Regions from separate parts of the Homo sapiens genome. Here region 2 is linked to region 1. A link is a loop called in an ENCODE intact Hi-C map of the cell type or tissue named here. Cell type or tissue: B cell. All regions are shown on one strand.

The links. A loop is a pair of places that touch in the nucleus more often than their neighbours do. Peaks named below come from ENCODE experiments on the same cell type or tissue, not always from the same donor. Only the 100,000 strongest peaks of a DNase experiment are listed, where the experiment ranks them.
Region 2: it touches region 1 in a loop (19-fold over the local background); 2 of 110 quality-filtered maps call a loop at or near these places.

Annotation. Positions count from the first base shown.
Region 1 is chrX:16,714,779-16,722,778 of GRCh38, forward strand. It overlaps SYAP1 (synapse associated protein 1), which reads left to right and starts at 4,834. Exons shown (of 9, transcript NM_032796.4): 1 at 4,834-5,121. The coding sequence starts at 4,947. RefSeq lists an enhancer at 4,644-4,703. In B cell, no CTCF peak of the experiment used is centred here; a DNase peak (open chromatin) is centred at 4,803; H3K4me3 peaks cover 1,914 bases; H3K27ac peaks cover 1,778 bases.
Region 2 is chrX:18,422,268-18,430,267 of GRCh38, forward strand. CDKL5 (cyclin dependent kinase like 5) reads left to right here and starts at 3,341. Exons shown (of 18, transcript NM_001323289.2): 1 at 3,341-3,428. RefSeq lists an enhancer at 2,962-3,256 and a silencer at 3,592-3,661. In B cell, no CTCF peak of the experiment used is centred here; DNase peaks (open chromatin) are centred at 2,564 and 3,204; H3K4me3 peaks cover 2,283 bases; H3K27ac peaks cover 1,950 bases.

The sequences.
Region 1 (8,000 bases):
GACCTTGTCTCAAAAAAAAAATCAATTAATTAATTTAAAAAAATAAACACGACCAGGCATGGTGGCTCACCCCTGTAATCCCAGCACTTTGGGAGGCCGAGGTGGGTGGATCACGAGATCAGGAGATCGAGACCATCCTGGTTAACACGGTGAAACCCCGTCTCTGCTAAAAATACAAAAAATTAGCCGGCCGCGGTGGCGGGTGCCTGTAGTCCCAGCTACTCAGGAGGCTGAAGCAGGAGAATCTCTTGAACCCGGGAGGTGGAGGTTGCAGTGAGCCCAGATCGCGCCATTGCACTCCAGCCTGGGCGACAAGAGCGAAACTCCATCTCAAAAAATAAAATAAAATAAACACAATGGAGTTTCTCCCCACCAAGGATGAAAGAACAGTGTTGTGGAGGAAGCAGTAAGGAACTTGGAACAATGATGTCAATTTCTGGGAAAATAAGCAGACGCTTCACTCAGCAGGGTAGCCTTGGGGGAGATCCAGGTCTCCATGGGTGTTGGGGGGTCCAGGGGAGGGACAAGGAACCACCTTGTCAAAAGGCTAGAGGCATAAACAAGTCTTCCAGAGGGCTCAGGGGAAAGAATGTTTGTGAAATGGGTTGGTATGGGTGCTAATACTTAATACCTGCCGCATATGTAAGGTTTCCTTCCACAGTTCCGTCTTTCATTATCTTTTTAGAACCAGGACAGTTGTTATGATCCCCTTTTTAGAATGAGGGACCTGAGGTTCAGAGATGTGAAATGTCTTGACCAAGGGTACGTTAGTTAATATGAGTGGCAAAGCCAGGACATCAATGCACAGCCAGACTCCACCACAGGATGTGAGGCCTGATCCAATTGTCCTATTCTATTCATCCATGAGGCTAATGGATAAAAGATAATCTGTATATACAAAGGGCTCATTATAATAACTATTGTATTATTAATCTCAAATGGGAAAAATAATGAGCTGGAAAACAAATTTGATAACAGGGTGTGGATTGACTGAATTGTGTGGGATAAGGATGTATCCTCATTCAACAAGTGTCAGTTCATGGCCCACCACCAGCATAACATCTTGCTGAATCCGCACAAGATGATTTTTTTTTTTTTTTTTTGAGGTGGGGATTCATTCTTGTCGCCCAGGCTGGAGTGCAATGGCATGATCCCAGCTCACTGCAACCTCCACCTCCCGGGTTCAAGTGATTCTCCTGCCTCAGCCTCCTGAGTAGCTGGGATTACAGGCGCCCACCACCACGCCCGACTAATTTTTGTATTTTTAGTAGAGACAGGGTTTTACCATGTTGGCCAGGCTGGTCTCGAACTCCTGACCTCAGGTGATCCACCTGCCTCGGCCTCTCAAAGTTCTGGGATTACAGGCATGAGCCACCGTGCCTGGCCAGATGATTTTTTTAAAATGAAAATGAAGCCCATCATTAAGTTGATTGCTTATGTTCTTGTTTTGTAATCTTTTTTTTTTTTCTTTTTTTCAGTCGGGGTCTCGCTCTATCACCCAGGCTGGAGTGCAGTGGCACGATCACAGCTCACTGCAGCCTCCAGCTCCCAGGCTCAAGCAATCCCCCTGCCTCAGCCTCCTGAGTAGCTGAGACGACAGGTGCAAGCCACTACACCCAGCTCATTTTTTATTTTTTGTATAGACAGGGTCTCGTTATGTTGCCCAGGCTGGTCTCAAACTTCTAGACTCAAGCAATCCTCCCACCTCGGCCTCACAAAGTGCTGGGATTACAGGCATGAGCCACTGTGCCCAGCCTAATCTCTTATTTTTAAGAATTCTACCTTTCAGAAGAGTTGTAAAACTGTCTATCCCTTGGTGACCACAGTGTTCACCACGATTTTGAGTGTACCTTAAGATAAAGCAGAGTAAGGCTGAAAGGGCTGGGCCCTATCTCTGCTGTGGGAAGGACCAGCACTATACTTCTTTTGCAAGTGAGGGAACTTGAGGGGCAAAAGGATGAGTAAAACGTCAAGTTTAGGCCGGGTGCGGTGGCTCACTCCTGTAATCCCAGCACTTTGGGAGGCCAAGGTGGGTGGATCACCTGAGATCAGGAGTTCGAGACCAGCCTGGCCAACATGGTGAAACCCCGTCTCTACTAAAAATACAAAATTAGCCAGGTGTGGTGGCAGGTGCCTGTAATTCCAGCTATTTGGGAGGCTGAGGCAGGAGAATTGCTTGAACCCAGGAGGCAGAGGATACAGTGAGTCGAGATTGTGCCACTGCACTTCAGCCTGGGCAAGACAGAGTGAGACTCCGTCTAAAAAAAAAAAAAAAGTCAAGTTTATTCACCTACTAGATGGTGGAATTAGAAGCCCATCCTAGGCTTCTCACTCAAATTCCAGGCTCTGTTCAATCATACTTGAAGCAAATATCCTATTCCCGAAAGTCTCAACCACTTTCAGGTTCTCATTGACTTAATAAAGCCTAGAAAGGCATTGATCCTAAGACATCTCCTGACTTCAAAGCTGAATCAATACTTGGACTCTAAAAACAGGCTGGAATGTCATCAATGCCACTGAACTGTACACTAAAAAAAATTTATTTTTACTTCAATTTAAAATATTAATAGTGTAATACACCAAAAATATATACCATTGAATTGTACACTTTAAACAGGTGAATTGTTTAAATCTCAGCTGTTTGGGGGAAAGAAAAAAACAGGTTGGGCTTGATAACCTAAAATCCTGGACCTGAATAAAATATAAATATAAGTCAGGCTGGAAAACTGGACAGCAGGGAAATCAGAGTTGTAATCAATTCCTCATGTATTCCCTCAGGTCACCGGAACTGTCCTCCTCTTCTCAAAATAGTTGGGGAGCAAGGAATCATGGATGTCCTTCCACAATTAATGACTGAAGACTGTGCTTGGGAAATGTGTCCATGAACTCCCTGCTCTGAAGGGGTAGTTATGCACATCACTAGTTTTTTGTTAGTTTTACATGTTATTGTGGGAAAAGTTAAAAATATAAAAAAGACAAATGTTTAACTACCCAGCTTCAACCCATGGCCAGGCTTGTTTCATCTATATCCCCCCCCATTCCCCCCACCCCCATCCTGTATTAATTTGAAGCAAATTCCAGACGTGGCATCATTTCTTTTTTTCTTTTTCTTTTTTTTTTTTTTGAGACGGAGTTTTGCTCTTGTCATCCAGGCTGGAGGGCAATGGCAGGATCTCAGCTCACTGCAACCTCCGCCTCCTGAGTTCAAGTGATTCTCCTGCCTCGGCCTCTCGAGTAGCTGGGATTACAGGCGCCCGCCAGCACACCCAGCTAATTTTTTGTATTTTTAGTACAAACGGGGTTTCACCATGTTGGTCAGGCTAGTCTCAAACTCCTAACCTCAGGTGATCCACCCATCTCGGTCTCCCAAAGCGCTGGGATTACAGGCGTGAGCCACTGCGCCTGGCCCAGATATGGTATCATTTCTTTGGTAAAATCTCAATATGTGCGGTGGATAAACAGATGGATAAACAAAACGTGGTGTATACATACAAGGGAATACTATTCACTCTTAAAAAGAAATTGACACAGCCTTGAGGACATTATACTAAGTGAAAGAAGCCAGTTACAGACAAATACTGAATGATTCCACTTATATTAAGGTATCTAGTCAGATCCATAGAGACAAGAAGTAGAATGGGGGGAGGAGGGGGATGACAAGGACAGGAATGGGGAGTTGTTTCATAGGTAGTTTCAGTTTTGCAAGATGAAGTTCTATTTTTCTTTTTTCTTTTTTTTTTTTTTTTGAGAATGGACTCTGCAACCTCTGCCTCCCGAGTTCACGCCATTCTCCTGCCTCAGCCTCCCTAGTAGCTGGGACTACAGGCGCCCGCCACCACGCCCGGCTAATTTTTTTCTATTTTCAGTAGAGACGGGGTTTCACCGTGTTAGCCAGGATGGTCTCGAACTCCTGACCTTGTGATCCTCCCGCCTCGGCCTTCCAAAGTGCTGGGATTACAGGCGTGAGCCACCGCACTCGGACTATTTTTCATTCTTTTAATTGCAAGATGAAGAGTTCTGAAGATTGATTGCTCAACAATGTAAATGTACTTAACAGTACTGAATTGTACACTTAGAAACGGTTAAGATGGTAAATCATATTAAGATGGTAAATTTTGTGTATTTTACCACAATTAAAATTTTGTAATTTCACAATTCCTTAATTTTATCAACTACCCAGTGTCCAAATTTCCAGTTCTTATAATAAGTATCATACTATTTTTTTCAATGTGTTTGCTGAATTAGGATCCTAATAAAATGCACAAGGGGCCATGTGTTACATCTCTTAAGTCTTTTTTAATCTATAGGTTCCCCACCACACTCCTCTCTTCCTTGCAATTTATTTGAAGAAACAAGGTTGTCTGTCCTGTGGCTTCTCATAGTCTAGATTCTGCTGACAGCATCCCATTGTGTTGTTTAACACCTTATTCTGTCCTCTTATTCCCTGTTGGGCTTGGCGGCTTTGGGTTAGTTTTGAATTGGGCTCAGGAGGAGGCTAAAGACATCCAATTCTGCGGGAACGCAGCCCTGCGGGACCTGAAAAGGCGAGACTAAGTCACCAGCCAAGCTGCCTAGAGGCAATCTTAAAATGGGACTGGCTAGGACTGTGACAAAGACACCGTCCACATGCCTACTAGGTCAGTCACCTACAAAGCTGGCGAATGAGGAAAAGAGGGAAGGCAGGGCTACGCTGGGAAAGCTCTTTGTCCCCTATCCACGCGCACAAAACAGTTGTCACAACTGACGTCACCAGGGGCGGAGCCTTTGGACGGAAGTGACGCTTGCGCGGCCGCGGCGGAGTCGTCATAGAGGCGGGGCTGCGGCGGCTGCGGTGTTCCTCCGACTTCCGGACATCTCCCTGGGAGTCGCGCAGAGTGGAGTCAAAGGCAACCAGTGCTCGCTGCGGTCTCTGGGGATCGGGACCGCGGCGGCGGCCCGCGAGCGGGATGTTCCGGGGCTTGAGCAGTTGGTTGGGCTTGCAGCAGCCGGTGGCAGGCGGTGGGCAGCCCAATGGAGATGCTCCACCCGAGCAGCCGTCCGAGACGGTGGCTGAGTCTGCGGAGGAGGAGCTGCAGCAAGCGGGAGACCAGGAGCTCCTCCACCAGGCCAAAGACTTCGGCAGTGAGTCTACCCTGGCTCTGGGACCGGGAAGGGGGGGGCGCATTCCTCCTCTGGGACGGCCCTGGGGCGCGGGCCCGACTGGCTGGGGGATGAGGGGGCCGAGGTGGGAGGCAGGGGAGGAAGATGTGTCTGTCGGTCAGTCCTCTCCGGGTCGGGAGAGATTGGTGAGGATCTGGACGAGGCCAGAGCTTCATCTAGCAGTCAGGTCCTGTCCCTGAAGTTCCTGGTGACAAGTCTACAAAGTTTGCAGACATTGGAATCAGGTATGCAGTCAAGCAGTGTGACCCGACGTCTTCAGGTTTGACAAGGAATCTTTTTTGTTCAACTCGAAAACCTTCATTTACACCCCCCAGATCGGGGATAGTTGGCGAGCTTGAATTGGTTGAAAAAATAATTTTTTGCCCCTAGGTCAGAACGTGTTGTCTGAAGTAAACTGACAGTTACTGAATGTCAATGTCTGCCCCGGTCAAATGCTTTTTAGGTACAGAGACCTTTTTCCTTAAGGAGGGAGAGAAAATGCCAACTGTCTGCTATACGCAAGTTGCAGTACTAGATGTTTTATGAAAGATATCCCATTTCATCTGTTAAACACCCCCAGTGAGTTGGGGGAACAAGCCCAGAGTTATTGGGCCAAAGTTATACTGATAGTGAGTGGTAGAAGTGGAATTTGAGCTTCGATCTTTCTCATTTTAAAGCCCGTGCTCTTTCCAAGTTTACAGTCTACAGGGGTTGGGGGACAGGTGATAATAGACGTGGAGTAAACACATGCTGTAGTAATTCTCATTTCTGGAGAGACCATGGTGGGCTTCAGTGATCACAGAAAGCATCTTTGAGGCCGGATATGGTGGCTCAGGCCTGTAATCCCAGCACTTTGAGAGGCTGAGGTGGGCGGATCATGAGGTCAGCAGTTCGAGACCAGCCTGGCCAACACGATGTAACCCCGTCTCTACTAAAAATACAAAAAATAGCCGGGCGTGGTGGCGGGCACCTGTAATCCCAGCTACTCAGGAGGCTGAGGCAGGAGAATCGCTTGAACTGGGGAGGTGGAAGTTGCAGTGAGCTGAGATCGCACCACTGCACTCCAGCCTGGGTGACAGAGCAAGACTCCATCTCAAAAAAACAAAACAAAACAAAACAAAAAAGCATCTTTGAGGAGGTGAGCCCTAAAGCAGCCCAGCACTACAAGTGAGAGAACTGCAACAAAGGTAGATACTAAGTTCAGCAACATTTGAAGAATCTACTAAAAGATGGGGGTGGGGGGATGGGGGTGGAGACAGGGATGTGGGAGGAGAGCAGCCTGAGAGTAGATAAACACATATTTGAGTAAGAAAGGGCCGAACAGTTTTTCTGGAGACAGGGTCTCACTCTGTCGCCCAGGCTGGAGTGCAGTGGCACGATGTTGGCTCACTGCAACCTCCACCTCCAGGGTTCAAGTGATCTTCCTACCTTATCCTCTCCAGTAGCTTGGATTACAGGCATGCCCTACCACGCCCAGCTAATTTTTGTATTTTTAGTAGAGATGGGGTTTCGCGATGTTGGGCAGGCTGGGCCCTAACGTTTAAAAGTTTACTGTGGGATGAAAGGACAGGGAAAACAGACATAATCTCAAACCATGACAGTGTATAATCTCAGCCCAAGGCCCCCAGATAGAATAGTCTTGCTCTGTCGCCCAGGCTGGAGTGCAATGGCACGATCTCGGCTCATTGCAACCTCCACCTCCTGGGTTCAAGCAATTCTCCTGCCTCAGCCTCCTGAGTAGCTGGGACTACAGGCACACGCTGCCACACCTGGCTAATTTTTTTTTTTTTTGTATTTTTAATGGAGACAGTGTTTCACCATGTTGGTCAGGCTGGTCTCAAACTCCTGATCTCAAGTGATTCACCCACCTTGGCCTCAAAGTGGTGGGATTACAGGCGTGAGCCACCGTGCCTGGCCCCTCTGAATATTTTCTAATAACTGCATTTTTCATATGGATGTGTACTTTGGAGCTAATGCTGCCATCTTTCTGCTCACCAGATTCTCTTTTGATATTTACGGAAGCTGAGGTTAGATGGAAGTACCCACAAACACACACACATTGTGAATTTAAAGCTTCAGAATAAATGAGAATTCTTTCTTTTCTGAAATTTATGTGATTTTAGAAAGTCGTAAAGGTTCTAGTTCATATACAAACTGTGAGAGACAAGAGAGATGATCAGATATTTTTTATTTCTACATATTGATCCTAAGAAGTATATTGTCTTTAAGAAGACCCATTTATGTTTTGAAAACTGGAATTAAACATCTGTGAGCCTGACTCCCAGAGTAGATTCATTTCTTAAGTCTTTTGAAATCTACATAAAATATCAGCCGGGTGCGGTGGCTCACGCCTATAATCCCAGCAGCTTTGGGAGGCCAAGGCAGGCAGATCACGAGGTCAGGAGATCGAGACCAGCCTGACCAACGTGGTGAAACCCTGTCCCTACTAAAAATACAAAAATTAGCTGGGCGTGGTGGTGCGCGCCTATAATCCCAGCTACTCAAGAGGCTGAGGCGGGAGAATCGCTTGAACCCGGGAGGCGGAGGTTGCAGTGAGCCGAGATCGCGCCACTGCACTCCAGTGTAGGTGACAAAGTGAGACTGCATCTCACAAAAAAAAAAAAAAAAATCTCCTGGGAGCCCCATTTGTTCTGCATATATTTGTTGAGTGCCTACCTTCAAGACTGGACACTAAATACTTCCTGGTTCCTGGTGACCTATTTATACATTCAGGCAACTCACCAGTTAGTGGTGGACACCCAGGCCTGCATTCCACTCCCTCACTCAAAACCAAACCTCCTGGTCTCCTGATTCTTGGCCCTCCCTCCTGATAAATTTACAACCTCCGATTGTCACTGTCT
Region 2 (8,000 bases), 1.7 Mb after region 1:
CCTTGGCCTCCCAAAATGCTGGGATTACAGGCGTGAGCCACCGTGCTCAGCCAAAAATGTCTTACATCTTGATTACCACTTGTTTATTGATTATTGAGACCCGTAATGAGTAGCACTCATAGGTTCTGACATCTGTAGTGGGATGCGTCTCTGGCATCTAATAGAAAGTCTGACTCAAACTGTCTGAAATGCAAGGAAAGGGCAGAGTTTGTTTAATGAAACAACTCAGTGACGTCATCAAGAACCCAGTTAAAAATTTTTTTTTCTATTTTTTGATTCTGCCTTATTTAGTGTGTAGGCTTTGACCTAGGGCTGGTTTTCCTCTTAGTCACGAAATGACTGTCAGTGGCAACAAGCGTACTTGCTTCCTTGTTCATCCAGCAGGGTAGACAGGGAAAACCTCTTTCAAACCATCAAATGTTAAATTCTTTCCTTCAGTGTAATTAGGCCACACATTGATTGACTGAGACTCTGGGTAGTGTGGAGCGGGTGGATGCCTGAACAGAGTTGGGGTTCTATTAGAAGGGCAAAAAAGCAAATCGATGCTGGGGAGGTTCTCAAGCTGTTTCTTCATCTGGAAAATGGTGAGAATTTCGCAGAGAATTGAGAGGATTAGAGATAATGTGTCAGATTTAGCAAATAAAAATCGAAGATGCTCAGTTAAAATTGAATTTGAGATAAACAGCAAATAATATTTTAGTCTAAGTATGCTCACCTCTTTCTACAAACACTACAAATTTATACATTAATTTGGTTCTTAAGCTTTTCTCCCAGATCCTGATTGCATTACAAGGTCTAGACCTAGAAGGGCATTTCGTAATTTTTTTGGCAATGGTTAGAACCTTATTTAGTTTTCTAGCCTTGTTCCACATGTATCCAGGATAAAAATACACATTTATACTAAAAATTATTCGTTGTTTATCTGAAATTCAAATTTAACGGGGCATCTTGTATTTTATCTGGCAACCCTAAATCTATGTGAAGTTCTTGGCACAGAGCAGGTATCCATTCACTGGCTAGTATTAGTGTTCTTTCTACATAAGTGCTCAGTTAAATGGCAGCATGGTACTTTTTTTTTTGGAGACAGAGTCTTACTCTAGCCCAGGCTGGAGTGCAGTGGTACCATCTCGGTTCACTGCAACCTTGACCTCCTGGGTTCAAGCAATTCTCCTGCCTCAGCCTCCTGAGTAGGTGGGATTACAGGTGCACGCCACCACTCCCGGCTAATTTTTTTCTATTTTTAGTAGAGATGGGGTTTCACCATGTTGGCCAGGCTGGTCTCGAACTTCTGACCTCAGGTGATCCACCTGCCTTGGCCTCCCAAAGTGCTGGGATTACAGGCGTGAGCCACTGCTCCCGGCGCATGGTACTTTTTAAACTTTTACTAACTTTCTAGAAAGGTTAGTTTTTGACCAAAAGACGAATTAACTAAACTGCAAGTGACTGCAAGAAATCCTTTACCACTACTTAAAACCAGATCAAAGCAAATGTCCCTAAGCAGAAGGTCATATTTGTGTATATGGGATGGCACATTATAAGGCATCTAATATTACTACTTAATACTAAATTGGACCTATATTAACAGATGTTCAGTTATTGTTTTTTCTCCATCTTCTCAATCTATACGGATAATTAATTTGTTACTTCCGGTTCACCAGGTCTAAATAAAATTTTAAAAAATTATTCATTTGAGTCAAAGGTAATGCTGCTGAAATTCCTAGTACAAAGGCTCTGATATACAGGGATGAAAATGGAGTGATTGCCCCAGGAGTTCTGGATCCACGTGGGTGAAGCTAGAGGTCACAGCACTGTTACTTTGCATCTGGAGGAGGCAGGAGACTCTGCGAAGCCCTCTGTTGTTGCCTCTGACTCCATTTTCCCTCTTTGCTAATTCATTGCTCCTACCTGTAAAATTTTCTAATATGCTTCCACTTTCATTTCCTCATCAAATATTCACCGTTATGAAAAAGAAAATCCTATTGGCTTGGTATCAAGTGGCCAAACTGAGCATGCTGCTACATATTGTTACCAGATTCACTACAGGAATAGATTAAGTGGATTTTATCCCAAATATCTATTTCCTATTACAGTACTGCATCTTTCTAATTTGGTGGCAGCTATGACCTCATACACTGCCTATTTTCCGTGCTTTTCCTAACCAGAAGAGACCCTATTTTTCTCCTTTGCTTGTTAAAGCGAAAATAATTATGCAGCTTTCCATAGATTTGTCCCCAATGTCTTTTTAAAAAAATTTTTTTTCTTTATTTTCTAAAAGTAGCATTGGAAATGTTATCTCCTTCAATTTCATCACCTCTTCATCCTCCTTGGAAACCCGATCCATGGTGGGTATTAAGATCTTTACATTTGTACTGGTTGGGCGATGACTTCATTGCTTTCAAGCCAGCTGGGGGATCTTGTGTGGCAGAGCATCGGACCGAAGCGGAGGTGTGGGTCGTTGCTGCTGCTGCTGCTGCTACTGCTGCAACAGCTCTTTGCACGCGCCCAGCTGCTGTGTAAGGAATCCTCAGGCTGCTAGGTCTTTGCGCCTAACTCACCCAAGGGACCGCAAGCTGCTGGATGAGTGTACGTGTGAGTGTGTGTTGTGTGTGTGCATATGTGCGTGTGTGTGTGCACACGCAGCGGCAACAGTTGGGCAGCAGCAGCAATGGACTTCGATATCATTTTTACCAACAACAGAGATAAACCATCCTCCATCCTGTATTTCTCAGCTCCCGCCCCGAGTATGTTCTCCCCCTCTTCTCCGACTTCCCCCACCCCAGCCCCCGGCACGGGTCCCTCCGGAGGGAGGGCAGGGTAGCTGCGCTGCAGGCAGGATTCCCTCTTTTTTCCGCAGTGACAGGCGGATTCCGGGGCCTCCTCGCCACCTCCTACCCCCGCAGCCACCCCTTTCTCAGTCACGATCTCCCCACCCCACCACCGTCGACCCTCTCCCTGCTTCCCCGCTCTACCCCCCGGCGTCGACTCCAGGCTCGGGCCCCGCCCCTCTCAGCCTCTCCAGCCCAGGTTGCTAGGGCTTGGCGGGGCAACCAAACCTGGCGTGCCAGGAGGCGCGGCGCGCGCGTGAGCGCGCAGGCGAGCTTGTATAAGGAACCAGCGTTCTTCGGCTTCGGAGACTCGAGCACGAGCGGCGCGAGCCCGAACCCCAGGACAAGCGCTTCCTCCTCATTGGCTCCTACCAGAAGGGGGCGGGGTAAAGGCGGGATCGGGCAAAACCTGAGGTGCTTTCCCATTGGTCCGAACGGGCCGGCTGGGGCGGGGCAGTTAGCAAAATAGGCTGCGCGTTCGCTTCTGCTAGAGGGCGGGGCCGGAGGTTTCGATTAGTTGTCTCTGCCGCTGGGGAAGGTAAAGCGGCGACGGCGTCCTCAGGAGCTGTGGGGTCCCCTGCTAGAAGTGGGGGACTCGGCGGGGTGAGTAGTCGCGCCGCCACCCGCCCGCCAAGCCTTCTTACCCTTACATCGGCCCCGCGTCCACCCAGCTTCTCCTGAGAGTGGAGACCCACCCAGTCCCCCCGGGCGGACAAGAGAAGGGGCGGGGGCGCCGGTTCCCCCGGAACGGGGCGACGCGGTGAGGACGTCCCAGCCCGGAGTAGCCCCTCCTCAGCGCTCCCCTGCGCCTCTGGAAGGGCTTCCCCCGAGGGGCTGGGGCTGTCTTTTGGGGTGTGGGGAGGCGAAAGGGTGTGAAAGAGGGGCGGCGGGTCGAGCCCGCCCCGCGGGGTTCCCCTCAGCGGCGGGTCTGCGGCGTCCCCGCCCCGCCGCTCCCGCGGCACGAGCTCCCCGGGGCTTGCGGCGAGGTAAGCCCCTTCCCGCCGGCGCCGAGGAGGGGCCTGCGCGCCCCAGCCCCCTGCCCGAGTTCGGAGGGAGCCCGAGACTCGCCAGGGGCCGTCAGTCGCGGCCCGGGCCCTTCTGACCTTGGCTGCCCGCGAGGGTGGGCTAGCGACCGGGCGCCGGCCCCGCGGCTCCGCAACCTCCCCCGGACAAGTTTCAGGCGATGCTGTGAAGTTCACGACTGGCATAGTGCGGGGAAGAAGAATGGCCCCTTCTCAGACCTTCATACCTTTTGGACCCTCATAGAAATCGGATTCTGGGATTTGGAACCGTCTCCCAGAACGAACAGGTCCTCCTTGCATTGACACGTTTTGTGCCCACGTTGGGGAAAAAAATAACCTGAACATATTTCAGTGTAAAGGCAGATCTTCCTTGAGGGTTTTGTTTTTCGCTTCATTTGAGTGTTAAAGAACAGATGCCTGAATAAGAAAAGCCTGACCTTAGTATCTCTACAGTGAGATTAGACGGGTGCTGTGATATTTAAGTAGTTGCAGATCAGTATTCTGTTAGCACAATCTATTTTAATTGGCTGGAATTTAAGCTGATTTTAGAAAGTATTGTTGACACCGAATGATTTCTTTCTGTGCATCTGAATTAGGTTTGTTTGAACGTAATGGTTATATAGTTAATGTAAAAGATTACACAAATTAATTTGTCTGAGAGCGTTTGTCAGAAACAGGAGACAGAGATGTGTATAGAACAGGATTATCGTTTTAGGTAACATCTGCTGGAACATTTCCAGCTTGTTTCTTTCTTGCTGTAGGGTTACAAAAAAGACATCTTCACCGAGGCTATTCGGAATTACATGTGAGTGACACTTAGATGTAAATTTGTTTTTATTTCCTTCAAGTGTTTTAAAATGTTTTGTTCACAAAATGTGAAGAGGCTATATTTACTTGTTCCTGTATGTTAGTGTTGAAGGTGATAGTATGATCTTATGATTAACAATCCAATTAGGGTCCATTAATAATAGATTTTTAAAAAAGGCGTGCTGCTTTTCGAGAATATGATAGGTTGAGTACCTAGCAAGACTTCTAATTTCTTTTTATTAAAAGTACTATTTTAGGATTGAGAATTTTTGGCGTTGACACTGAAACCAGGAATAAGGAAGCCTGCAGCAGTCTTAGCAGTTTGACACCACCAGTAGGTGTTTCTGTTGACAAATGCAGAGAAGAGAACATTTGGGAAGGAAATCTTTTTTTCGGGGCGGGGGTTGGGGGGGAGGTGAGGGTGGTTGAGGGGGGAAGGAGCCAGAAGAGAGAAGCTAATGCTGCCAGCACTGTATGCTGAGCATTTCACAAGTACAAGGAAACCTAATTAGGGAAAAATTCCGTTTGGCTCTATTAAATAATAGAACTACAAAAGAGGCATACTAAATAAAGTTAACCATTCCAAGAGTGTTAGATATTATCTGCCATTTCAGAGTAGTTGGGGGTTCCTCAATTGGAGAGGGTATCAAATCTCTTTGAATTGTCTTGCCTTTTTAACATAGTCAATGCAGCGATTAATTTGCTAGATGTATATATATCAAACAGTTGAGTATTCCAGTTTTGTTGTTTAGCATATTTCCTAAGCCTAAATTTTTTAAAATCAAAATCCGATATATTTTTTTTAAATTTGAAATAGAATTCTTTGTCCAGAGAGTAATTCCTTTTTTCCTGGCTCAGTCTTAAAATTTATTCATGATTTAGGGGTTTGTGATTGGTATTTTTTTACCCCTTTTTCTCAGGTTTTTGATTTTTACTTATGCAAGTTCCCTAAGTCTGCCTTTGTTTATATTGTAATTTTCTTGGAATTATTTAAATCAGAGTGTGGCATCTATTGTGTCCCCTGGGGTTTTAAAAGGAAAGGCTCCCATTGAAAGAAATTGCAGGGCCGTCTCGCATAGATGGGTAATAGAAGGTTGACTGATTGCGAATCAGATGTATTCGGTTGCAAATATGCTGCTTGGGGTTAAGGCAGTTTCAGTTAACGGGAACCAGATTTTACGTGGTGTTTCTACTTTGAAGGTACAGTATTGTTACATTACAAACTGAAAGACAGAGGTGGAGAAATTCCTTTAAGTATCACCCCTAGCCTTGTTTCACCACTGTGTCCAGGAATCTATGAGAGACTGTTAACAATAGCTGCATTGTTGGAAATGACAGTGGCTTCTCTTGCAGAAAGTTAACCTTTCATTATGATTTTCATTTCAGTTTACTTTGTAAAAGAAAATTTAGCTTTATCTGAGAAATTGGCTGTAAGAAATTTGCAAAGAGAGCAAGGAAAATAGGTTTTCTTCAACGTGTCTGTTAAAATTCACATTCTCTCCCCTTCCGTTTTGATAACTGGTGGTGATCTTTATTTCCTCTAGATATTAGGTATGCTAACACAGTACCTGATTTTTGGCAGTTACTGTGGGAATATGACTTTTTTATGTAATAAATTGATGTCAAATAATAATATGAGGCTTTTAGGAATAATTAATTCACATGCATAGATCTAAAACATGAGGGAAATCTTTTAGATGACCCTTCACTTTGGTACAAGAATAGCACAATTTGAAGTATTAAGTTGCTTTCTAAGTAGAAAAAGCTATTTACTCAGAATTGGGTAATTTTAGATTTTAAAGTTTTTTTTTTTTTTTTGCAACATCAAATAATTTGGCAACATCAAATTTCTTGTTAAAGGAGGCGACAGAATCTCACAGATTCTTTATCATCTGATCATGGCATCAGTTGGACTACATTTCAACTTAGGACAATAATGCAATTAAAAGACTACATTTAAACTTTCTGTTTGGAGGTTTTTCTAATTTGCTTTCAATCTCAAGCCCAATGTTAGAAATCTTTTGTTGGTGACGCACAATTTTAGTGTTCAGATTTTAGGTTTTGATCGTTTTTAGAATTTTTTTTTATGTGTGTAGAGCAGCGCATGGATGACTGAATTAATCAAAGATCTGGCCTCATTTCTCATTCAAGTTTGTACATTTCTTCACACTGAGATACGAGCTTGGGTGCAATTCTGTTGGTGGGCGTGAAAGCTGAGGGTAAGGACCTTCTACCTAGAGACTGATAACATTTAAATATTTCAGATTTGGGAATTAATAGAAAGTTATTTATTAGGTTAAAAGGAACTAGCCCATTCAGGTATTTGAAAATGATTGTCAATACTTTGAATTAAGCTCTTAGAAACATTGGGGTTTGAGACAATCCTAATCAGGGTCAGGTTTTGGGTGTGGTCTCTCTTTTGGGCAGTCTTCTCTGTAATAATTATAATACTCCATCTATTGAGCCTTACTGCATGCCAGACACTGTGACACGTAATTTATTTGCATGAATACATGTGTGTTCTCACAACAGCTCTATGAAGTAGGTCTTCTTACCTCCTGTATACATGTCAAATGGGCTCAGAGAAATAAAGTACTTTGCTCAGATTACCCAGCTAGTCATCAGAAACAGCAAAATTGCCATCCAAACTGGTCTGACTTGAAGCCGTGCTCTTCAAAACCATGCTTTCTGCTTCTCTTTAGGAAACTGATTTCCCAAGCATATTTATTTTTGACACCGGGTCTCACTCTGTTGCCCAGGCTGAAGTGCAGTGGTGTGATCACAGCTTGCTGCACCCTTAACTTGGCAGACTCAGTGGATCCTCCCATCTCAGCCTCCTAGTAGCTGGAGACTACAGGCACGTGCTCCCATACCAGGCCAATTTTTCTTTATTTTTAATAGAGGCGGGGTCTCATGATGTTGCTCAGGCTGGTCTTGAACTCCTGGCGTCAAGCGATCCTCCTGCTTTGGCCTCCCAAAGTGCTTGGACTACAGGCATGAGCCACCGCCAGGCCCACCCCAAGGGTATTTTGAGTTCCTACTGTATATTATGCCTCGGGTGTACTGAAGGTATATGTATGCTTCTTGGAGTTCATGGGCTACATTGGCAAGGCTGCTGGACCTTTAGTCACATGGGGGACTGAACTCAGATCCATCAGGACTGCTAGATAGGACAATTGGAAGTGCAGACTTTTCTAACCAGAGGGTCAGACTTTTCTAACAGAGGTTCTGTTTCTTCATAAATGAAGGCTGTACATAATCATGCCAAAAATGAGGTAGTTGTTTCTAATTAGCTACTTGGTATTTCATGTTTCTGGATATTGCATTATAACTTTTGATGGACTTT